2 separate regions of the Mus musculus genome follow, and region 1 is linked to region 2. A link is a loop called in an ENCODE intact Hi-C map of the cell type or tissue named here. Cell type or tissue: left cerebral cortex. All regions are shown on one strand. Each heading gives the region's core, and the rest is flanking DNA. Links, peaks and the distances in the headings are about the cores only. Region 1 overlaps Hottip (Hoxa distal transcript antisense RNA). Region 2 holds the start of Tax1bp1 (Tax1 (human T cell leukemia virus type I) binding protein 1).

The links. A loop is a pair of places that touch in the nucleus more often than their neighbours do. Peaks named below come from ENCODE experiments on the same cell type or tissue, not always from the same donor. Only the 100,000 strongest peaks of a DNase experiment are listed, where the experiment ranks them.
Region 1: it touches region 2 in a loop (2.6-fold over the local background); 8 of 42 quality-filtered maps call a loop at or near these places.

The regions. Positions count from the first base shown.
Region 1 is chr6:52,263,352-52,275,422 of GRCm38, reverse strand. It overlaps Hottip (Hoxa distal transcript antisense RNA), which reads right to left. Exons shown (of 2, transcript NR_110442.1): 2 at 7,820-10,054. Among named protein-coding and RNA genes, the nearest start is that of Hottip, 6.6 kb to the right of the region's middle. In left cerebral cortex, for the core only: a CTCF peak has its summit at 4,719; a DNase peak (open chromatin) is centred at 4,719.
Region 2 is chr6:52,706,023-52,718,093 of GRCm38, reverse strand. It overlaps Tax1bp1 (Tax1 (human T cell leukemia virus type I) binding protein 1), which reads right to left and starts at 4,365. Exons shown (of 18, transcript NM_025816.3): 1 at 4,239-4,365. In left cerebral cortex, for the core only: no CTCF peak of the experiment used is centred there; DNase peaks (open chromatin) are centred at 3,757, 4,107 and 4,377; H3K4me3 peaks cover 1,574 bases; H3K27ac peaks cover 1,348 bases.

The DNA of each region.
Region 1 (12,071 bases), core at 3,723-6,222, 440 kb after region 2:
GTGTGGCTCTAACTTAAGTTTCCAGCCTTGAGGACAAAGCTACTTCTTGGGTCTGAAATATGTACCACCAGCTCGATATGTTTTTACCACCAATCCGTCTCAGCAGACTGACTTCACTTTTGGGGGTGGGGGAGAGTGTCTGACTCCTGTGAATGAAAAAACTGAGAGAGAAAGAGGGAGAGGGGAGAGCTGGGGAGAGTGATGGGGGGAGGGAGGAGAGGAGAGGTCTGCTCCTTCAGAAGTCTTGCAGTCCCCAATGCCTATCCACTTCCTGACTAAGGCATCACTATCTCAACCAGGTTTAGAGAAACCCCAGAAACCTCATTATGCAAAGTTACTCAAAGCCTAGGGTTTGTTTGTTTGTTTGTTTGTTTGTTTGTTTGTTTTAAGGGTGCAACCACCCACTAACTCTCTCTGAGACTGGAGTTCTTACCCTCAAAGGCAGATTTGAAGTGACATCTCAGAGACACCCCCCTTAAATCTGAGAGCCCCCTACTCTAAGTCCCCAAGTAACTGTACCTCAAAGGGATTCTGTTTGGTTCAAGGACAAGTTAGGACGATTTGTCTTAGTTCTCTGTGTGCGCACTTCCCCACCCTGAGACTTCTTCATCCCCTCTGCTCCCTGCACACCCTCCGCTCTCCCTACCCCAAGCCTCGAAGCCTCGGCTGCCCGGAGCCCTGAAAAGCGCTCCAGCTCACACGGGTTTTTCTATTTCCCTCACAACACGGCACAGCGAGCCAGGTTGTTTTGGTTTGTTTGTTGGTTGGTTGGTTGGTTTGTTTGTTTGTTTGTTTGTTTGTTTTAAGCCAGCAGTCTAAAGCAAGTTTAAAAATCGGATCTTTTGTAAGAAAGCAAAGAAGAGAAAGAAAAAAGAAAAGAAGACATGGAGGGTGGTAAATGGTTCAAAGGAGCAAAGAAATCCTCCGAAACTGGCACCCGCGGTAGCCAACCCTCCTGCCAGGACCCAGTTATACCGAGCGATGCAGGGCGGGATTGGGACACATAAACTCGAGGCAACTTTGTCCAGCAACTTAGCTGAGCGCCGCCCGGCACCCTCAGAGCCGCCGCCTTGTTTGAGGGCCTAAAAAGCCCTGACTGAAATGAAAATTGGGGGCGCGGAGGGAGAGAGCAGCTAAGGACTTTTAGATGCACACTTCAGTTACTCTAAAGGCGGCGGCCAGGTATCGCCTGCCAACCTCGAGCTGTGCACTTTCACACGGCAGGCGGGCCACAGCCTGGAACCCAGAGTGTTCACAATCGAAGTGAGGACCGCAGGGTGCGGGGCAGGTGCCACCACTGTACCTTACAAGGTTCAGTCCGGAGTCCTGGCCACTGGGAGAGTGGGAGGACCTGCTGGGGGTGAGAACATGATGGCCCGGGAATGGAGGCGGGGTTCCCCCCATCTCAGCTGTTCTCCTGGCCCTGTAACACTTGGACCCAAAATAGCAAGTTCACCCCAGGTCAGCTTTGCTAGAGCTGACCCTGCACCCCACCCCAGCAAGGCTCAGCCCTCCGCCTTTGAGATCTGCTCAGGCAATCAAGGCCTTCTAGGTGTGTCATCTCTATCTGGAGCGACCAGAGTCGGGTGAGCCAGGCCCTGAGAAAGTGAAGAAAAACCGCTACAACCCCAAACTGCGGGAGGACTCTGATCTCACCCAAGAAGGGTGACCAAGGACTCCACCGCCACAGGCCGAGCCACCGCCTGGGGCCGATGAGGTCCTCTGGCGAGGTCTTAGAGGACCAAGGGCTGGCACAGCTTATCTCTGCAAGGCGGCCTCTCTCTCTCTCTCTCTGGCGCCTGCCCGGAAACTGACCTGAAAACCGACAGATAAGCCCTTCGAACAATCCGGGAGAGGGAAGAAAAATCAAAGCAAAACAAAACAAAAGCAAACGTGGCTTCTTCTTCGTAAAGTTTTCCTGACTTCTCATAAAGGTGGCCTGACCATTTACAGTAAGGGCAGAATAATGTTTGAGTCTGGACGACATAACTGTCTCCAGACTTGCCTCTCCCGTGCCCCCAGCTAAGGTTTTCAACCAGCGAAAGCAGCTAATGCATTTGCACACATTAAACATCTTGAACGCATAATTACAGGCTGCAGACAGGCTGGACAATAAAATATCTCCCCTCGATATTTTTGGAAACCTTTTGCGACTGTGCCTGGAATAAATAACAACCTCTTCCTACGTCCTTGGCCATCCAACGGTGACCAGCCTTTATTTCAGAAAACCCCTCACCTCGGCAGTGCTTTTGAAAAATGGTGGCAGGGGTAGACAGTGGGAAGCAGCCAGAGAATAAAGCTGGCAGGGTAAGTGCTGCCGGCTGCTCTGAATGTAGACAGAGACCAGGAACTATACAAAGAAAATGCATTCGGAGCCATGTGGGTTTCCTTATTGGAGACTGCAATTAGAGCTCTCTAGGCCTCAAGGCTCTGAGCACCAAACCCTCTCCACCATCTCTCTATCGGAAGACCAAGAAGATTGAAGGGATACATTGTTGAGTTCTTGCCTCAAAACCACCAGTGCAAACCCAGTTTGTACCCTGAGCTTCGTACTACCTGGGAAATCTACCAGGGGAGGAAGAGCTGGATGACCAGCGGAGCCACAAGCCTGAGAGAAGGAAGTTTAGGCAGTTATTTTCATCCAGAGGCCTGGGTCTCTCTAGCTTCCCTTGAGTCTTAGTAGCCTGGTCTGTAAAATGGAGATGATTATAATAACCTCAGGACCCACTTCACAGGTCGTTATGAGGAAGCACTTAAATTTTTTTTATTGCTGTATAACTTACATATAGCCAAGTATACAAATCTCAAATACCCAGCTGAGTGATTTTTATATATGCATACACTTGTGAACTACTACAAAGATCAAGGTGCAGAGTGCTGTTACTAGCTCCCAGAAGTTTCTGTGAAGAAGGAATTTTAACACTGACTCTCGTGTGTGGTCATCTTGTCTCCAACTCAAAGATTCAGAATCCTATTTTAGTATATGGACTTTCTTGACCTTGGGGTATAGAACTACTAAATAATTGATTGGGTAGATAACTCAGTAGTGTGTTGCATGCACAAGGCCCTGTTTTTAATATCCAATTCTGAAAAAAAATGTAAACCAAATATATATATATATATATATATATAATAATATATATGTAGTTATATATTATATATAAATATATATAAATAATAAATTATATATAATTTATTTATTACTAGGACAGGGTGTCACTATATAGTCTTGATAATCCTAGGACTCCCTATGTAAATCAGGCTAGCATTGGACTCTCTGAGATCCACCTGCCTCTGCCTTTTGAGTGCTGGGATCAAAAGCATGCGCCACCACCACAACTAATCTTTATGATTACCATAGGTATGGGCTATGCGAACCTCTGCTCTAGAGGAGCACTAGCGATCTTGCCCCCAAGTACTCAGGACTTGGGAGAGAAGTTGAAATGAGGCTTACATACATGTTGGAGACAATGTATCTTTTGTGCTCATGACTAGCATGCCTATGTCCAGATCAGGAAGTGATCCCAGAGGGAAGGGTGAGTAGAGATGCATGTAAGGTTAAGATCCAAACCTTGAGATCCCTTATTTGAGCATCTTTCCTGAATCCAAATATAGCTTGATAGATGGAGAAAGAAAATTTCCCAAAGAGGTACTTGGCCTATTTTGTGAAGAGGTATAATTCCAACAGCTAACAAATTCAGTTCATTATAAATTTTCAACACACACATAAAATTAAATCACTTCAACACTCTGACTCCAATTTTTCTCAGAATGAGTCACTGTTAGTGATGCCTTTTTAAAATGTACTTCAAGAGGCTGGTCCTGGCTTTCTGAGACAGTTCCTCACTGATTACAGGTGTATTGGCACTGAAAGTTATATTCAGACCCAGTGTCTAAGACAGAAAACGTTAACCTTGTGTGGCCCACAGAGTAGCAACTGCAGCCTGAGTTCTAGGCCTTGACCTAATGGGAATGAGCTTGGCAACCCCCAGTATAATCAGCTAAGTTAACTGTCATTACCAGAGGACCCCCACTCTGCCTGCCTGGAAGCAGAGCCATGCTGGGAGAAATAATCAAGGCATTGACCATGACTTTGGAACTTCAACCATTCTCTGAGGTGAGGGGAAATTGGTAATGACTCTTGGAGTTTTTAACTATTCTGTCTTAGTAGCCATTAAAAAAAAAATCACTTCGGTCATTAGCCCACCCTGGGTGTTCACCTCCGACTCCATTTCCTTAGTCTACTTTGGAGCTCTATGGGGTGGCCCCACTTTTGTCCTGCCCAAGCCTACTTGGAGGCAGGAGGTGAGGATAGAAGCCTAGGGCTGTGCCCCCAGACCTTGGACCGTGCAGTATCCGCTAGGAGAAGTCACAGGAAACGCTTTTACCACCTGGACGACCTTGACTGCAGCCGATTAAAGTTTAATCCGAGGTGTGTGCTCAGCCTTGCCATGTTATTTAAACACATCAAAGGTCATAAAAAGATTCCAAAGGCGTGAGCAGGGCGACTCGAACCGGCAGGGAGCCAGCATTTGATTCTAGTTGACTTCTAGGCCTAGGATTTGGAGAGTAGGGTAACTAAAGGGCCAAAAGAATCAAAGGAAAGCGTTTGCTTTCCCAGAGAAACTCCGGACTTCAAAACGTAGCAGGGGAAACCGAGTCTCAGACAAGGAGACAAACAGTGCTCTGTAATTCCGATTAACTTGGAAGACATCTAGTGGGGAAAGATCGCAACTGCAGTGACGTCTTCGGAGCATCCTCTGCTCCTGCCAACCCGGGACAGCACTGCTGGACTGCTGTGCCAGTCTCTCAAGTGCAGTCCTTTATCCTGCCACATGCTTGCTCTACTGTCTAAGAACCCAGAGTTCTGAGGAGCCGTTTCCACTCTGAGAGAAAAGACCCAGCTCCGAGGGGTCTTCTCTTCAGGTCGCGGTTCTGGTATCCAGTGATGAGGTGTTTGTTGTCCAAGATTCCCATTCTGATCCAATTATTCTGGAAGTGCCTGATCCTGCTTTGGGAAAAGTCCCACACATGTATGTGTGGCTACATAGTAGAGTGCCTTAAGGCAAGAGGTAGGAAAGACAGCTCACCAGCTTTAGATTGCAATCCACTAGGCAGCTAGCAGGCAGCAGGAGGTCAGCTTCCCAGGATGTTCAGGATGTATCACCAACTCATCTCCAAAAAGGAATCTTTAGACCAAACCTTCATCCATGTGGATATCCACGACATGCTACCCTCGCTGGAACATTAAGGCCAAATCAGCAGTCTGTACACCTTCTCCCCTTGTGCTTATTGTAGCCTCTCATTGAGCTGGCTTCACTGGCTTCCATAGAGTGAGGATGTGTTTATCCCCTGCAGCCTCCTGCCTGACTTCATTGGGGGTGGGGGTGGGGCTCCATTTTTCTGGTACCACATCATCCTAGAACTGCCAGGGAAAGAGTAGCATCAGACCGCTTATCTTTGTGATTAAAGGGGAGGGTGGTAGGGAAGGGGGCTGGAAAGGTGGCTTAGTGGCTAAGAACATTTGTTGTCCTTGTGTTGTTGGTTTTGTTTTTTGTTTTGTTTTGTTTTTTTCAAGAAGACCCATGTTTGATTCCCAGCACCCATACAGTGTCTCACCCTATATCCAGTGCACACACATGCATGCAGGCAAAATATTCATACACATAAAATAAAATAAATAATAAAATAAATAAATCTTTTAAAAACTAAAAAGAAAGACAAGAAACACTGCTCTACATTGCCTTCTAAGGTGCGAATCCCAGTACATTGTGGAACCATAATTGGAGTCCAGTGCAGGAATTTTCTGGAGGCAAAGGCTGCAAAGGACGTGGTGGCTGCTGGCACCAGCCCTCTGCAGGAAGGGCCTTGTCTGGTCTTGTTCACTGGCAGGACCAGGACTACATACACCATACACATGGCTTTGGGAAATGACCTCTCCTGTGTTTTCTATCAACTTACCTTCTCTACACCCATACACAATCCAACCTGGGCTTAGAAGTCCCTTGATTCTCAAAAGAGGGTCGTTATTTTACTCCCCACTTCTTAAAAATAACAATAAATTAGAAATGATAGAGGAAACCATTCAGGTCAAAAATGCTTTACAGTTTTTTTTTCCCACAAACACTAGCCAGTCCTCTTTAGAGACCTGAAGTGCATCAGACCAAAGATGGCAAAGTCTGTGGCTCTCTCCGCTCCCACCCCATTCCATACCACCTATTGACTGGATGGGACTCCCCCCACCCCCAACCTAGGAAACTCCCTTAGGTTTTATTGAATCAGCTACAGATTACTGAAGCAGCTCTAGGTGGGGCATCTGAGGCAGGACTGTAACTGAATTAGCCTGAGAATGGAACCCTGGGATCTGGATTGCAAAGGAACCCAGGATGCAAGGGCTAGGAGTAGCCCAAGTCCCATGCTGAGTTTGGATGGGCTAGTGTACCTCTTGGAGACTTTCAGATCCCTCACCCCAACTTTGAGCCCTACCTGAAAAGTCCCCTAACCTTGCCCAGCCCACTGGACTTGTCACCATCGCTACTACACATACACCACACCGAGTCCTGTTTTTAGCACAAGCTGGAGGGACTTCTATTCCTGGGGTGACAAATGAGTTTGCTTGCTCTCAGTGACATCAAATTACTTTGCACCAGCCGAGGGTCCCATGACCCTACATAACCTCACATTAGATCCTAAAAATGTAAAAGAAATATGGCCTTTTAAAAAGTGGCTGAGAGCAAGTGATTGTTAGCAGGTTTGAGGGGCTGTCCCCAACTCAGCCACCGACTGACTGACCGAAGCAGATCCCAGCTGGAATTCACACGCTTGGGCTCTCTATAGAGAAGCTCAATTTTGAATGTAACTCAGGGCCCTAATCAGGGTCTCAGAGTTCAAATTATTTTTGTGTAATTAGAGAAATCACAGGGAGGCTTGAAGCCCTGGCTGTGAAATGGGACCTCAGTGGGTGGTAGGGGCAGTGGAGGAAGCACGCGGAGACAGCAGAGCCAGCTTCTGAAGAGAGCCAGCTTCTGCACGGAGGGGGCTTCCACTCACGTTAAAAACACAGGCATTGCTTAAGTTGTCACAGCTTAAATGGTTTGTCAGGAATTCAAACTTCATTGTTTCTCATTTTCCTTCTCCCTATCTCTCCCTTCCTCTTTGTCTCCCAGTTATCTGTTAGTGTTTTTGCCCCGTTTTCCCCTCTTCCTCCGAATTTTTGATATTCTTAATTCTGCAGTCTCTGCCCTGACCTTGACCCAAGCCTTTATTCCTTTGGCGAACTCCATCTTAAGATCAGGAGACCCAGGACACCCACACCCTGGCAGCCTCTGTGTCCTAGGCCATGTAAGAGTGGATTTGTTAGAAGCCCTGGGCCGCAGTAAGGGAAGGAAAGTCTGAGGAACGTTTCTAGGGCTTTCTGCCACACACTGTTAGAACTGCTAGAAATTGACACAAAGTGTATGCAAAAACATTCTCCTGTTTAACTTATACAACCCTTATGAGTTTAGTCAAATACCACTCTTCCACTGCCATGAAGAGTTATATATACTTACTATAAAAATAATTCCAGATATTTAGCAGCAAAGGGGAGGACAATTAAAAAAAACTCACGAACAACCCAGTACTCTGGCCATGGAAAGAGGTTGGAGTGGGTGGGGGTGAGTCTTATTCAGCAGTTGCTGGCCACAGAATTTGTCAAACTCAAAAATTTCTATAATTTGTTTTTGTCATTTTGGCTTATAAAGTCACCAAGAGTTTTTAGTTAAATCAACTTCAGTGTTTCCTGGAATCATGCTCATTTTCAAATAGATCACTGAATTAATGCAAACAAAACATTCGTGCTTTTATTCAGTATTTTAAAAATCTCTTGTTGCAGAAGGAATATTTTAAAAGGCGTACAGAGCTACATTTTTTTTTCTAGAAAACCATGGTAACTTTGATATCAATTCAGTCCACCCTTTCTTCTCTTAGTTTAAGCATTAGAAATTTCTATGAGATGTCTATAGGGAAAGAGATGTTTTGAAATAGGAAATAAGCATTTGCTTAACGTGAAAATGTATCAAGTTAGGACACAGGGCACCCCCACATCAATCTTAAACGAACAGAAATCTTCAGTGAAAGGACTCAGAGAAGAAGTTGATATAACCCTCCCCCGCATGTGTAATTTTTATAAAGAAGACACATACAATTTCAGATAAGATCCCAAATCTTTTTTGCTCCAGGTTCCTTCTTGGTGAAACCTTGGGCTCTCAATAGTCCTTGCCTCAAACAACTCCAGTTCACCCCTTTCTCACAATCTTAAAAATTCTCAAAACCTTCTATTGAGAATGAAGCAGTTCAATACCTGGGATATAATTAAGCTTTAATTATCAAAAAAGGTATGCAAGATAAGATGATAATAAAGTCAAAGATAAACTGGATGTAGAGGGGCTTGCTACACCTTTATATGTATTGGGAGGGGGGAAATATATTTTAAAGTGTAGTTGTTGTATTAGGCAAAGGCAGAAAACATGTTCCCTGTACAAAGCGGGAGGGAGTGGCCAACTGGGGAGTCCCTGGAATGGCCCACTTACTCAGTTTCCAGGAACAGAAAATGACCTTGTGCAGTTTTGTTTTGTTTTTCATTCTCTCCGACTTCCCGAAGCTTTTTTTCTTTTCCGGCCAGCTCCTAGTCCCAGCCGAACCTAAGGTCGGGGTCGGGGGCTGATTAACGAAGCAGCTTCCGTACCCAGCTACTCTCACCAAAGTGTAAATACCTTTAAAAAACTAATATCAAAAGTTTGTATTGAGCTGCTTCGTTTCCCAGAGCATTGGGCCATGAAGGGATCTAGTCCCACAGACAAAGGACTGCAGCTGGAGGCTCCCTCACAAGCTCGGAACAGCTCCGGGAGGGTCCAGAGATTCTAGGGGAGGCCATCTGAACCAGACAAATGCTGATGGGCCGCTCACCTTCCACTGAAGACAGGTGTATTTACCGTATTTACAGACCCAGGAGGGAGGACCAGTGGTTGGAGAAAGCTGAATTGAACCAGAGGACAGGAAACTGGCCACCAGGCTGCTTTGACAAGGTGATTTTCCCCCCTTAGGACTTGGCATAATGACTGTATTTCACTACGCTTGTGCCTGTGTATACATTTGGTGTGTGAATCTGTGCGTGTGCGTATGAAGGCACACACATAGCTATGGTTACAGTATATAACGTGCCTGTAAAATCTGATTACACCTCAGTGTGTACTTGAAGGGGTCTTGAGTTTCCCCCTTTCTCCTTGCTGGTGAGTTTCCCTCCCTCTGTTGCTTTGTCTATTAAGAATTCACAGCCAGATGGGGAGTGTCCTTACGGAAGACCCCTATGGGCCCAGTTCTCCTGGCTCCACGCTGATTTCTCAGGGAGAAACACCGAGTCCAACAGCACCAGACTTAGACGCAAACCCGCTACTTCCTTCAAACTCTCGACCATCTACGGTGTATTTGTTGATATAAAGCCCGGCGCTGGTTTCCTGTTTTGTTGCGGGCAGTGAGCATCAACCAGGTTGAGAAGGGGTCCTTTTCACATGGCAGCTGCAGGCGCCGGGTTGCCAGGAGGTACCCCATTCTTCCAGCATCCATCCCAGTGGCTCTGAGCTCACTCCCAGAGTCCGGCAAGCTGGTGCCCTGGTCGGGATGCCTGCCACTCACTGTGGAAAGAAGCGTATTCCTTCAGGTTGAGCCTCTATTTACAGGAATTCGGTCCCTCTGCATCCAACTCATATTAGGGTCCTTTAGGTGAAGTCTCAGTTTCCAGATGTGGTGAAGGACAGCGCAATGACGCCATTAGAACACGGAGAGAGCTCTCGGCACCATCTAAATCACTCGGTTGAAGGGATCTCAGGCAGCGGGGTAGGGGGTGCTGCTCCCCAGAGCCTGAAACCTGCTGCTAGTGCTTCTAAAACGGGGGAGGGGTGCGGGCGGAGGTGCCTTCTCCCTTCTTTGAGACTCGGTAAGAAATAGAGGGTGATGCAGTTGGAGTTCTCTTTACTATCTCTTCCCGATGGCTGGCTCCAGGCTGGTCCCGTTGTACCTGGTCCAATCCAGCAGGCAGTGAATGAGTCACTTATCCAATAATTTGCCCTCCTCAAAGTCCGTCTTGGGGTGATCTTAGAGGCAAGGTCTGTGACTTTCTTTCTTGACCTCCCAACTCCACATCAATGTGGGTCACCATAGTACAGAGCGACTGACTACTCATGTTCCAAAATTATCCCCACAACACGAAATGTTTCCTTTACTTCATTATTGCTTCTCTATAGAACAAGAACCTCAAATGGGTCATATGACATTCTCCTGTGCTCTGGCCAGCCCAGAATCCCGGATACCCCCCTCATACACACACACACACACACACACACACACACACACACACACACACACACCAAAAAGGGGGCGCTGCTTTCACCCTGGTGCATACAGGATTGAGGTCCCTCAGAAACTCAACTTCACACTTATTCCATTCCTAAATGGTTTACTGGTAAGGATTCTGAGGAGTTAACTTCTTTGAGAATTTCTCTCTCCCCTCGTCTGCTCAATTGCCTTCCCCTTTCTAAATCTTTCTTGCTTTGCCATTATCTCTTTGCCCCCCACCCCCAGCCTGCCTGGGGTGGAATCAGAGGGTAAGGTGTCCTGCAAATCCAGCCCATAAAGCTGCTTGGATACATTAGAAACACATGAATATCCCGAAATACAAAGTGTCTTTAAAACCAGCCATGGACTGTTTATCCTAATACCAGATCAATGCAAAGAAGTAGTTCCAGAGAATGGTGCTGACAGCCTCTTCCGAGTTAAAGTGAGGGCAGGTAAATTTAATTTGCAAATGAAAATCAAATCTGATCAGACCTCCTGTTTGGTTCCCTTTGTCCTTTTCTTCTCCAACCCTAGGAGCCTAGGGTCTAGGAGCCCAGGGTCCTGTAATCCTGGTTGGTCAGGAGTCCTCTATCAAGAAAAAAAAAAAAAAAAATGCAGCCAAATCAGGCCAGATGCAAGAGGGCTGTCAGCGCCAATGGACCCAGGTTTGACTAGTAAAACCAAGAGCTTAGGAAAACCTATGGAGACCCCTTGAACAAAGGCTGGGCTGTAGCCATGCTGCCCTTGAAGGCCTTCGCTGAGAAATCTGCATGCATCAGACAAAACTGGGGCATCAGTGGAGACTTCTCTAGCTTCCACCCCAGCCTGGCTCTTGGCTCCAGAGCTCCTATGGCCACTATTGTCTGAAGGTGACCGTGAATGCTCTGACTTCTCTTCCCTAAGCCATGGAGAACCATGTTAAGTTGTTGGTGTTTCTGCAAGAAGAACCCCAAGCCTGAAGACAAAAAGAGCTCAGAAAGTCAGGCCCTGCCAGCTGGACAGACACACAAATTTTCCCTGTGCCTTTGGTAAATGAGGAAGAACACTGGATGAGACTGCTGGCTCTTTAAGAGTCAGGCTTCATCCTCCAGCCGTTCTTTTCCCACACCAAGCTGGTCTGGTATAGTCTGGAGCATTGTATAAGAAACCATTAATGAATCTCTTCTCTCCCTCTGAAAGTCTGAGGAATTGCTGTTTTACAGTGAGTAGAATTTCTAGAAAGTCTTACCCCAAATTATTCCCAGAGTTCATTCTAATATGAGAAACAATTTCCAATGATGCCTACAGCTCAATTACTAGCAGGACATGCAGATACTTTAAAACAGTGAAGAAGCAACCCAGGAAAGGGAGAAGGAGCTAGATATGCTCCTATGCCCTTGATACAAGCCTAGTAGAAAATCCACATCAATGTATGAGATTTAAGACAGGGGGAGAACAAGGATGCTACTTTCTCTAAATAATTCTGTCTTGGGTTTTCTCTCTCTCTCTTTTAAATTGATAAGAAAATATAAACTTCAGTAATTCACATTCCAAGTCCTTCCACGACAGGGATACCACGTGTAGGAAGCAAAGCCCACTGAATTCAAAGATGCAGCCCAAAGCCTCCCCGCTGCTTCGTTCTTCCCAGACAAACCTGCTTCTGATTCCTCTGTGGAAAAAGATGAGTTCCTTTCTCACCATTTTTGGAGCCGGAGGGACCC
Region 2 (12,071 bases), core at 3,272-5,771:
AAACATTGGCCTTCACTGAGAATGCCGAAGTGCATAACCTAGAAGAGAAGCCATGTGCAAAGTCACTGCATCACCATGTGGTAACGCCTGGGACTGACATTCAGAGCAAAGAACAAGTCCTACTTAGTTGGAAAGAGAAAATACAGCCAGGCAACTTCACCAGGCCAGACTCTGCTTCCTTGTCTCTAAGGCATTTCTACAGAAACAAGTGCAGTAAGTTGGGAAGAGAATTATAAATTAAAAATTCCCAGTTACTAATTGAAGGGCCTGACATATGTCTAGGAACCAATGTCTGAAATGCTACAGCGAGCCCTTCCTATTGTAGCCTCAAGGTTCTAACACCAGCAGAACCTCTTTATGTGTGTCAGGCTGTAAACTACTCTCTATGACAGCATTTCTCAACCTAAGAGTCTCAGCTCCTTTCCAGGTCAAATGAACCTTTCACAGGGGTTGCCTAAGATCATTCAAAACCACAGACACTACAATTTATAACAGTAGCAAAATTAGAGTTATGAAATAGCAACAATAATAATTTTATGACTGAGGGTCACAACAACACGAGGAACTATAATAAAGAGTCTCAGATTAGGAAGACTGAGAACCACTGATCTTTGCACTAAAACCCAATTTTATTATTTCTACAATTCACTAATATCCAAATCAAGATGAATAAGGAGATAGTTGGCATTAGCTAAGCAAATGTCCAAAACTAAGAAGGAAAAAAGCACTTCTTTCCATGCTATCTTTACTTACACTTGGGCTTTTACTAGCCCCAAATGGAGCAGCCTCTTGTGGTAGTATTTCTTCCAGTGGCTCCATATGGAACTAAATGACTTTTTCAATTTTAAGTATTTCACCTATCCTACCAATTAAGTTTCAAAAAATCTGGGTGATAAATTACATTATATTTTTTTAACTCTCCATCACTTAGCTACAAAACAAGTAAAAAGGCAGTCAGGCGTGGTGGCGCACGCCTTTAATCCCAGCACTTGGGAGGCAGAGGCAGGAGGATTTCTGAGTTTGAGGCCAGCTTGGTCTACAAAGTGAGTTCCAGGACAGCAAAGGCTACACAGAGAAACCCTGTCTCGAAAAACCGTAAGTAAAAAGGCTTAATTTCTACCATTCACTTTAGAAACTCCAGGAGAAGAAAAAACAATGTGTTTGGAGGAAAGAAGGGGGTAATGAAAAAAACAGCAAAAGTCTTAATTTCATTGCTCCTGTTTCCTTTGTGTGCAATCAGAAATTTCAAAAATAAAGTCAATAAAAGAAAATAAAAAACCAAGCTAGTAACAAACCCCTGTGTCTAACTTACTTCAATAGAAAACACTGCATGAACACTTTTGTACCATAATTAAGATAAGGGTTGACAGCCATTGTTTTTAAAAACCTTCAATTACAAAAATAGGGGCCTATTTCTAGCACTTTGAAAATAGAGGCAGGCAGATCCCTGTAAGTTTGAAGAGGCCTGACCTACACATTAAGTTCCAGAGCAGCCAAGGCTACATACAGAGCAAGACCCTCCCTCCAAAACAAAAAACAAAAAAAACAAAACAAAAAACAAAAAAAACAAAAAACAATGTGTGTGTGTGTGTGTGTGTAAAATGTCTCCAAACTTAAATCCTAAATGACAGAAACATGTGAAGGAGAATAAAAATAGCCTGATGATTTAACAAGTCCCTTATTTACTCTTCAGTCTTCTGCATAGTTTGTAGAATAGCATAGCCTCAGAAAGATATTAGCAGCCAACTTTGAGGAGGCAGGAACAAAGACTTGTTAATCTGCACTCCTGAAGCCATCTCTATCTCCACCAGCCTTGATAGCTGGTTATTCCTATATTCTGCCCAGCTGTGGTTTTCTCTTTTGAGAAAGACTCGCTGTGCAACTCTAGTTGAGGCTGGCCTCAAGCTCACGACACTCCTCCCTGCCTCAGCTCCCAAGCGCTATAATCCCAGCTGATAAAATATCAGATCCAATTTAACTTAATTTTTGTATCTTTTAAAATACGTTCATTTGTAAAACACTGTTCTTGGCCCACAAGTATTAGAAGATAGAACTTTGTAATTTCTATTAAGGCTTATTTAGAACAATGTAAACTTTAGAGCTACAAGTGCAGAAAGCCCAAAGTTTACATACTAACAATCAGTCCAAAGAAAATACACCAACAAGCTTCACAGGTGAAGCAGGGCTTGGTTGAAAACACCTTAACATCAGCACTCAGAAAACAGGCAGAAGCCAGCCTGGTTTCCATGCAGAGCTCCAGGACAGCCAGGGCTACAACATAGTTAAGACCCAGCCAATAAATAAGTAAAAATAAAATTTACAGGTAAGTTAATTCTTCCAAGGAAATATAAATATATAGTTAGAACTGCATATAAAAACTTTAGCATCCGGCTGGCGAGATGGTTCAGCAGGTAAGAGCATTGACTGCTCTTCCGAAGGTCCTGAGTTCAAATCCCAGCAGCCAATCACCCATAATGAGATCCGATGCTCTCTTCTGGTGTGTCTGAAGACAGCTACAGTGTACTTATTTATAATAATAAATAAATGTTTGGGCCGGAGCGAGCAGAGGTCCTAAATTCAATACCCAACAACCCCATGAAGGCTCACAACCATCTGTACAGCTACAGTGTGTGTGTATTAAAATAAAATAAATAAATCTTTTTTTAAAAACCAACTTAGCATCCTAGGGGATGGAGCGCTGACTCAGTAATTAAGAGCACTTACTGCTCTTACAGAGGACCTAAGTTGGGTTCACAGCACCTACATGGTGGTTCACACCATCTATCACTCTAGTTCCAGGAGATCTGACATCCTCTTCTGACTTAAGTCAGATATAACCAGGCATAAAATGCAAGCAAAACACTCATACGCATAAGTCTAAATTTTTTTAAAAACAGCATCCTTTAAAGGTTACAATTTATAATTCCAAGATGTTATTTTTGTCCTAGAAAAGGTACTCAATGGTTACATTTCACATACATTTCACATACACGACTGTGATTCTAAGAGCAAATGGTATGCAGCTAATGTAATAACTTGAAAACAAATAATACAATACAACTGTATTTGAAATTTAACAAATAACAAAGACGAGGGGGAGGAGGTTAACCAGTCATTCCTAGCATAGTCAAATATATTCTTGCAGAAATCTAAGATAAGTTCAGGGCGTTTGCCTAACATTCGAAAGGGACATACAGAAATCCAATTTACCCCTGAGAAGAATAGAATGGAGGCGAGTCCTTGGCCTCAGCTTCTTCTCCACACCTAGAGGGTAACCTGGAGATCACAAACCCACTTAATCAACCCACTTTTAAGGAATGTTATTCAAATAACCATTTTCGAATGTTTTGGGATTGAACACTAAAATTTTAATTATATTTGTTCGTGTCCTAATCATGAATTTTTACCACTTGGCAAAAAGCAGCATACTTGGCAGATACTTAGCATTAAAATGTCTAACATACCAACATAACGATAAAGCCGGAAATCTATCATAGTCAAACGCCACAACGTTTTCCAACAAAACTTTCAGGAACAAATTGTACTTCATATTTCTCAACAGGGAAATACAAGCGAACACCCCAGCTACGTTCTAACAGTACAGTTTTCGGGCGATGAGCGCTAGCCAGAACACGTCTTGCACCTTCCGCCGGGTCCAAAACACCGGGGAGAGTCAGCAGTGGGTGGAGCGAGGGAGGCGGAGTCGTGAAATCAAGTCCAGACGACCACAGAGCGAAGCGATCCTCCCCAAGATTTCTTAAAGCCTTCTCTTGGGCACCAGAGGGGGAGGGCTGCTTTCCAAACAGCAAGACTCAACTAATCTCTCAGCCCAGGAGAAGCCGGAGATCAAGCCAAGCCAGGTAAACAGCCAAACCAGGCGACACAGGGAGTCCCCGCCTCTTCCTCCAGCGGAGACTCAAACCAAAACAACCCAACGGGTCCTCCCCGGCTCGCCGCGGCCTAGCGCGCCCGCCACCCGTCCCTGGCTTGTTAGACGCCGGGGCCAGCCGGGGCCAGCCGCGGCCTAGCACGCCCGCTCCCGCCACGCTTCCCACTCTACGGTCACCCCAAGCCCAAAACACGTCACAATCGCGGCCCGGGGGAAGCTCGTCCTTGGGAAAGAGAGCTTCGTCACCACGGAGACCGTTCCCAAAACTCGCCAGGCCCGGGTTCCAGGGCCGAGACGGAGCGCGAGCGCCGGTTACCTCGAAAGCACGCGGCCCGTCCGCAAACCTTACCGGTCAGGGCCTCCGCCCCGCACGCTACGCCGCGCCCCGAACCTCCGCGGCCACCACCACTGCCTCTCAGCGTAGACCGGCTACACCTTCTCTAAGCGGAGAGCCGGCGGTGCGTCACTTCCGCCCCAGGGAGGCTCGCTTCCGCCTCTGCTGCTGCGCATGCTCTGCGGCGACACGCCCCACTCGCTAGCTGTAAAGAGTCCTTTAGTGGTTTCCCTGACAGCTTTTTCCTCTGTGGCTTTTGGTCAGTGATGTAGTCACCTCAAAACACAGTCCGTTTGAAACAAATTAACTGACTTACCAGCGAAATGGGAAGGATCGCTCAGAGGCCAGGTGACCTGGGTCTTAAATATCAGTCTAAGCTAATACATGTTTCAATATATACAGAAGCCCCAAGAACTGTCATAGCTATCACGAATTGAACCATCATATTCCCGTGTTGCTATGAAACTAATGACATTTACCGTATCACCAGCGAAGAAAGCATAACATTAAACAGAACAATAATATACAAAACTCTAATTTCAAGTTCTTTCATTTTCCACACAATTCAAGTCCACATTGGCCTCCATAAGACAGGTTCTTAATATTTGCTGATTCATTTGTTTCTTATATATTGAAATTTTTTAAGTTGGGTGTCTGTGTGTTTGCTTGTTTGTTTGTTTAAATAGGGATCTCTTCATTCTGGTCCTCCAAAAGGAAAAATTACTGTTGAGAGACATAGGCTGTTGAAGCAAAAGTTAAGTTCGGCATTGTGGGTTTTAAAGAAATATTTATGATTAAGACGGTAGTGTATTCATGAGATAAGTAATATTCCAACACAAGATATGATGGATTTGAATAAAATACACTTGCTTCCATGAAGTTCCAATTCAAACTGCACATTTAACAGAGAAAGGTAAGCTATATAAGGCAAAAGTAATTTTAGAAATTTAAATTATTTTCACTTCCATATCACGATCAACCAAGTCTTCCTTTTGAGGTATTTCTTCCTGTGCTGCTCTAGAAAACAACCACAAGGGAAAGCAGGTCACAAAACCACAATGTCTATAATAATATAATGAAATTGAGATCTTTTGCGTTTCAGACACTTCATTTTAGTGCAACTATAGGGGAAAATGCCCTGGAGAGAGAGAAAGAGAGAGTGAGAGAGAGATGAACAGACAGACATCTCAGGGCATTTAACCACAAAGGGGCATTCTGTTGGTCAGGAGACACAGCTACCAAAATGCAGGGCAGGGTTTTAGTTTTTAACTTCATACAGAACCTCCTTACTGAGATTACTCAAGACCCCATGATTGCTCTCATGGCTGGCTGTGAGTTAAGGCATTCTACTGCTCCAGGGTGAAGACATCCTGTTACTTTTTTAACTAATTGATTTATTCACTTTACATTCCAATATTACATCTCCTCCCAGTCCCCTCTGCAGCTCCACCCCTCATCCCCTCTCCTTCTTCTCTGAGAAAGGGGAACCCCCCTGGGTATCCCACCACCCCTTACCCCCCCACACACACACACATCAGTCACTATAGGACTGGACGCTTACTCTCTCACTGAGGCCAGACAAGGCAGCCCAGTTAGGGGAACTGGATTCACAGACAGGCAACAAATTTGGAGACAGCCCCTACTCCAGTTGTTGGGGGACAGTATGAAGACCAAGCAAGCTGCAGGTCTGACAAACACATGCAGGGGGCCTAGGTCTGGTCCCACGCTCACTCTTCAGTTGGTGGTTCAGTCTCTGGAAGTCCCAGTGGTCCAGGTTAGTTGACGCTGTGGGTCTTCCTGCGGAGTCCCTACGCTCTCATTCTGTTATCTTTTAGACTTGGGCTTTATTAGGAACACTGTAATCAGGAATTTACAACGAAGCTGTACGAAGAGAAGCGGGCGGGGCTTGGGCTGTCTTAGGAAAACATCTAAGTAATCCATAGCATTAGAGCCTGCAACCTAGTATCAGTGGTCAGATATTAGCAGGCTTAAATCTTGAAAATGGACTTCTTCCACATAATTAGCAGTTTGTAAAACCAGGATTCAAAATTGCAGGCCTTTGATTACCATTTAAAAGAATGGGATCTGGGGCTGGCTGGGAGTATAGCTCAGTTGGTATAGTGATTGTCTAGAATTGCCCAGAATAAACAGGGTATGGTGGTGCATGCCTCTAATCCCAACACTCTGGAGGAGAGAGAGCAAAAGGATCAGAATTTTAAAGTCATCCTCAGCTACACAGTGAGCTCTAGGCTAGCCTGGCCTACATGTGATAAGAGTAATATCTCACTTTGAGCAGAGAGATGATATTCTGAACTGTAGAATGATCATAAGACTACTGTGTAGTCCAAGCTTTCTGCTAAAGAACAAAGACGTCTGCCGGGCAGTAGTGGCACACGCCTTTAATCCCAGCACTTGGGAGGCAGAGGCAGGTGGATTTCTGAGTTCGAGGCCAGCCTGGTCTACAGAGTGAGTTCCAGGACAGCCAGGGCTATACAGAGAAACCCTATCTTGAAAAAAAACCAAAGGAAAAAAAAAGAAAGAAAGAAAGAAAGAAAGAAAGAAAGAAAGGAAGGAAGGAAGGAAGGAAGGAAGGAAGGAAGAGAGAGAACAAAGACTTCTCTCACCCCCTTCCAATGGGCTGTCAGTCATCTGACCAGGATACCTCAGAAAAGCTCAGCAGGTAAGAGAGCTTGCCACTCTTGTAGAAGATGGGAGTTCTGTTCCCAGCACCCACATCCTGCAGCTCAAAGAGAACTGCGATCCTCGAGAAATGTGAGCACAGAAAGGAGTGGGGTTTATAAGCATGCTTTTATAGAAGGCACCTTTTCCTTCACATTGATAGTTATACATACCAGTTAAAATACATATATACTAGTTAGAAAAAAATCCGAATTGTAAGTCAACTCAGTTAATGAAATCAGAAAAACTGGGCTGGTGAGATGGCTCAGCCAGTAAGAGCACTGACTGCTCTTCTGAAGGTCCTGAGTTCAAATCCCAGCAACCACATGGTGGCTCACAACCACTCGTAATGAGATCTGACGCCCTCTTCTGGTGTGTCTGAAGACAGCTACAGTGTATTTATGTCCAATAATAAATAAATAAATCTTTGGGCCTGAGCAGACAGGGACTGAGCGAGCAGAGTTGACCAGGAGCAAGCAGGACCTATCGGAGTGAGCAGAGGTCCTAAAAATTCAATTTCCAACAACCACATGAAGGCTCACAACCATCTGTACAGCTACAATGTACTAAAAAAAAATAAAAAGAAAGAAAGAAGGAAAGAAAGAAAAAGAAATCAGAAAAACACTGTTCTAACACAAACCATAGTAAAACATGAATTTTCGGCAGATATTTTTATTTTTTATTTGTAATAGTTTCTTGGGGTTTTGGATCACATTTTTTCAATGAAGATCTTTATTTGGATTTTCACCTTGCTTCATTTCTTATGATAATGGTTCCTTGGGTTTCTAGACTGTATTTCTCCCCCCCAAAATAAATGCATATCCTCTTGATACTTAAATGGACTTTTAAGACAGTCTGTAAGAAGTGAAATACAGAATATCTGCCCGGTGGATCTCAGAATGTTTTGGAGTTTAAACAGGTATATTTTTATGTTACATGACATCCCATGGGGTCTGGAGCAGCAACCCAAAATCATAATTTTTATTTTTTAGGAAAAAGCATGACTAGTATGCTAATAATACATTAAACACACAGCAGTATCTCTTAAGTTCAAGACAGATTTTTCAGATCAGGTGAGGTCAAGTATAATAAGAAATGAGTCAGGTCAGGAAATTTAAGAGAATATTGTCACGAAATTTAAGAGAATACTTTATTTTTAATGCTTTTTGAAATCCCAAATAATGACTAAGGGCTGTAGCACTATTTAAAAACTAGTAAGAAGTAATTTACTGAGCAGCCCACAATACTTCTTGGGTAGTTTAACTTTGAAGAATTTATTTTTACAATTAATTTATTTAGATATTTTTATTTTGTCTTGCTATTTTGAAACAGAGTCTCACTGTTTAGCTTTGTCTGGCCTAGACTGTGCTAGGTAGACCAGGCTGGCCTCAAGATCTGCCTGCTGATCTTGTAGTGCTAGGATTAAAGCCATGCATCATCATACCCAGCTTGAAGAGTCTCCAAGTGGTTGTCCTGACCTACTGTGTACCGTTATCCTGGGGGTTGTTTGGGTTTTGTTTCATTTCATCGTGTGTGTGTGTATGTGTGTGTGTGTGCGTGCGCACGTGTGTGCATGTGTCTGTGTCTGTGTGCATGTGTGTGTGTGTGCATGTGTGTGTGTGTGCATGTCTGTGTGTGTGTGTGTGTGTGTGTGTGTGTGTGTGTGTGTAGGCATGCCACGTAGTACATGAAGGTCAGGGGACAACTTTGTGGAGCTGGTTCTCTCCTTCCAACTTTCTGTGAGTTCCAGGAATTAAACTCTGTCCTTGAATTTTCACAATAAGTGATTTTACCCACTGAGCCATCTTGTCATCCTCTGTCCCTTTGCTCCCCACTCCCAAAATAAGAACTTGGTCAGGAGTGGTACTGGTCTGTTATCCACAGTACTGAGAAGGTGGAGATCAATATGGCAGAGTCCATATTTCACAGCTGTATAGGCATTTGAAACATTAACAGGATTTGAAAAGCTATAGAAAAGGCATGCATAGGGGGAAAAACTTCATATAAGAATTGTAAACAGAGTGATTAATTGATTGAATATTAAGAGATTAGAAAAGTTAATGAACCCATGGATATACTGGCTCAGAGGCAGAGCCTTTGGCTCATTTATTAAAGACCCTAAGGTTGATTACCAGCACATAAAACCAAAGAACAGAAAAAAAAAAAAACACAAAATAAATTCAAGTTGGAAAATTCAATTGAAAAACCCAAAGAAAGGAATTGTCTTTAACTTTTAGAACAATAGGTTTCTTTAGAGTACATAAGATTTCTTTTACCGTAGTTTTTGTTTTCTTTTTTAAAACATATGCATAGCTTGCCATGGTAGCACTTACCCTTAATTCCAGCACTTTGGAGGTAGAGGCTGGTCTGATCCACATAATAAGTTCCAGAGCAGCCAGGCCTTCATAGAGAGACCCTGTCACAAAATTAAAATAAAATAAAAGCATATAAAATAAAATAAAGGCAAATTAAAAAGCTACATGTGTACACTGCAAATGTTTCTGTAATCTCAGCTGCTCAGGAGGCTGATGCAGGATGATTGTGAGTTCAAGGCACTTACAAATACTATCCCAAAATAAATAACTATATAATAAATAAATAAATAAATAAATAAATAAATAAGTGACCAGCGTGATGGCACACACCTGCAATCCTAGCAGAAACATGGTGAATTCAACAAAAACCTTAGATTTGCAGCAACTCACTTTAAAAATAAATTATTCATTTATTTTTATTTTATAGGTATGCATAATTTCTGTGCCTGGTATTCAGGGAGGCCAAAAGAAGGCGTTGGATCCTCACAAACTAGAGTTTCAGACAATTGTGAGCCCCCATGTGGGTTCTAGGAATCCAACCCATCCCTAATTCACTTCCTTTAAAAAACAAACAAACAACAACAACAACAACAAAAACTGTTGAAGGGCCTAAAAAACAATGGGAGAAGGGGAAAAACTAGTGATAGGCTGCTGCCATGCTAATGAAGTACCTCTCAGTTCTAAACCCCCCTCTTTTTGCACTTGGGTACTTTAAGAATAATTCTCTTTTGACAGCTGGCAGTGTTAAAATGTCTAGGGCAGGTGGAAAGTACTGGAGAGGCTACAGGGAAAAGGACTCTACTTCCTGGTTCCTGTGTACTCAATAAACAGACTCTGGCAGTATACGTGGCTTTTCCAATGTCCAAATCTCACACCCACTCAGCTTTTCCAACGGCCTGCGCTTGCGAGTCAAGGACTTCCGGCTGATGCACCCTGCAACTCCTTCCTACTGATTCCACCCACTAACACTATGCTTTCTGTTCTAAAGAGTTTTGGTGTGGAAAGACCCCCACCCACTCCCTCACCTCCAGTAAGATGTTCCTTCTGGAACAACTTGCACAGACTCCAGTATCGGAGTTCTAGGAAGTTCTCGATGACAGATTTCTGAGAAGCCCTTGAGTTCTGCGGAATTTCTAGGGGATAACTATCTTCTGCGCTCATTTATTCCAGGGTCCCCTACATGCCATCAGTAAAGGGCAGATCTCAAGCCTGAGAGAGAATCTTCCTTGGGCATCAGGTAGTTGTTGCTCCTTGTCAGTTCCTTTGAGTTACCTTTGTTCATATTGGCCCGCGCCTGACACAGTTAAATTTTCAAATAACCTTTTCCTGGTTCAAATCACTGCGTGTTTTCTCTCTGCTGATTGGACTCCAACTGTTACAACACTTTCTTTAGCTTCCACTAGCTAGCTTAATGAGTTAATTTAGTTATGACCAGCCAGAATTGTAGCCCTGTAGTTCTTTGCTCTTCTGCAATTTTGTACTGTTTTTGATGTTAATTATGATGCATAGGTATAAGAAGTTCATTGATAATATAGTTTAGATTGTAGAATTCAATGAATGATGATTTATTAGCACTCAACACTGATTGATAGAATAGATGAGAAGATGCTGTATTTATAAACATATCACAAGGAAATATGAAATTACTCAGTGCTATGTACTGGCCATGTTTAGAAGTTGACATCTATTTTAGTAAATTGTGCAAATTTATTTAAAGTTGTTTAGCATGATATGTCAGGTTCCAAGACAAGCTGTGAGTTAATGAAATATCCTTTCTAAAAATTCATTAATTTAGTTATTTTTGTGGTGCTAAAGATCAAACCCAGGGACTCACACATGCTAGACATGTGTTCCACCACTGAACAGCAACCCCAGCTCTTACTTTTAGATTATTGTTTTATCTGGGGACATGGGGACATGTCTTCTTTCTAAGTTACTCAGGCAGGGCTAAAACTCAAGACCTTGCATTTCTGCTTCTTGAGTAGCTAGGGTTAAAAGTGAGAACTGTCAGGCCTGGTGTCTTAGTCAGGGTTTCTATTCCTGCACAAACATCATGACCAAGAAGCAAGTTGGGAGGAAAGAGTTTATTTGGCTTACACTTCCATACTGCTGTTCATCACCAAGGAAGTCAGGACTGGAACTCAAGCAGGTCAGGAAGCAGGAGCTGATGCAGAGGCCATGGAGGGATGTTTCTTTCTGGCTTGCTTCCCCTGGCTTGCTCAGCCTGCTCTCTTATAGAACCCAAGACTACCATCCCAGAAATGGTCCCACCTACAAGGGCCCCTCCCCCACACACACACCTTGATCACTCATTGAGAAAATACCCCACAGATGGATCTCATGGAGGCACTTCCCCGACTGAAGCTCCTTTCTCTGTGATAACTCCAGCCTGTGTCAAGTTGACACCCAAAACCAGCCAGTAGATCTGGCTAATTAATTCATGTTTCTGAGACAGGATCTTACAGGGAAGTCTGGGATGGCTCAAGTTGGCCTTGATCTCATGATTTTCCTGCCTCTCTATCCAAGGTGCTGGGACTGCAAGCATGCACCACCAGGCCCAGATTACTTTGAGACAGGCTCTCTGCAAATTTCCCAGGCTGGTCTTGAATTCACTCTGTAGCCCAGGAAATCCTTAGAACTGAAATCCTCCTGCCTCAGCCTCCTGAGAATCTGCAAGCCACAGAGCCTGGCAGAGTTTGTAGTGCTGGGGAACTGAACCTAGGGCCTCAGCATTGCTAGGAAATAATTTTACTGCTGAGCTATACATTTCTTGAATCCTCCCTTATCTGTACCATCCCTTTCATTTAGATTTCCTTCCTAGACTCACTAAAAGGTACTAGGCAGTCTTATCCAG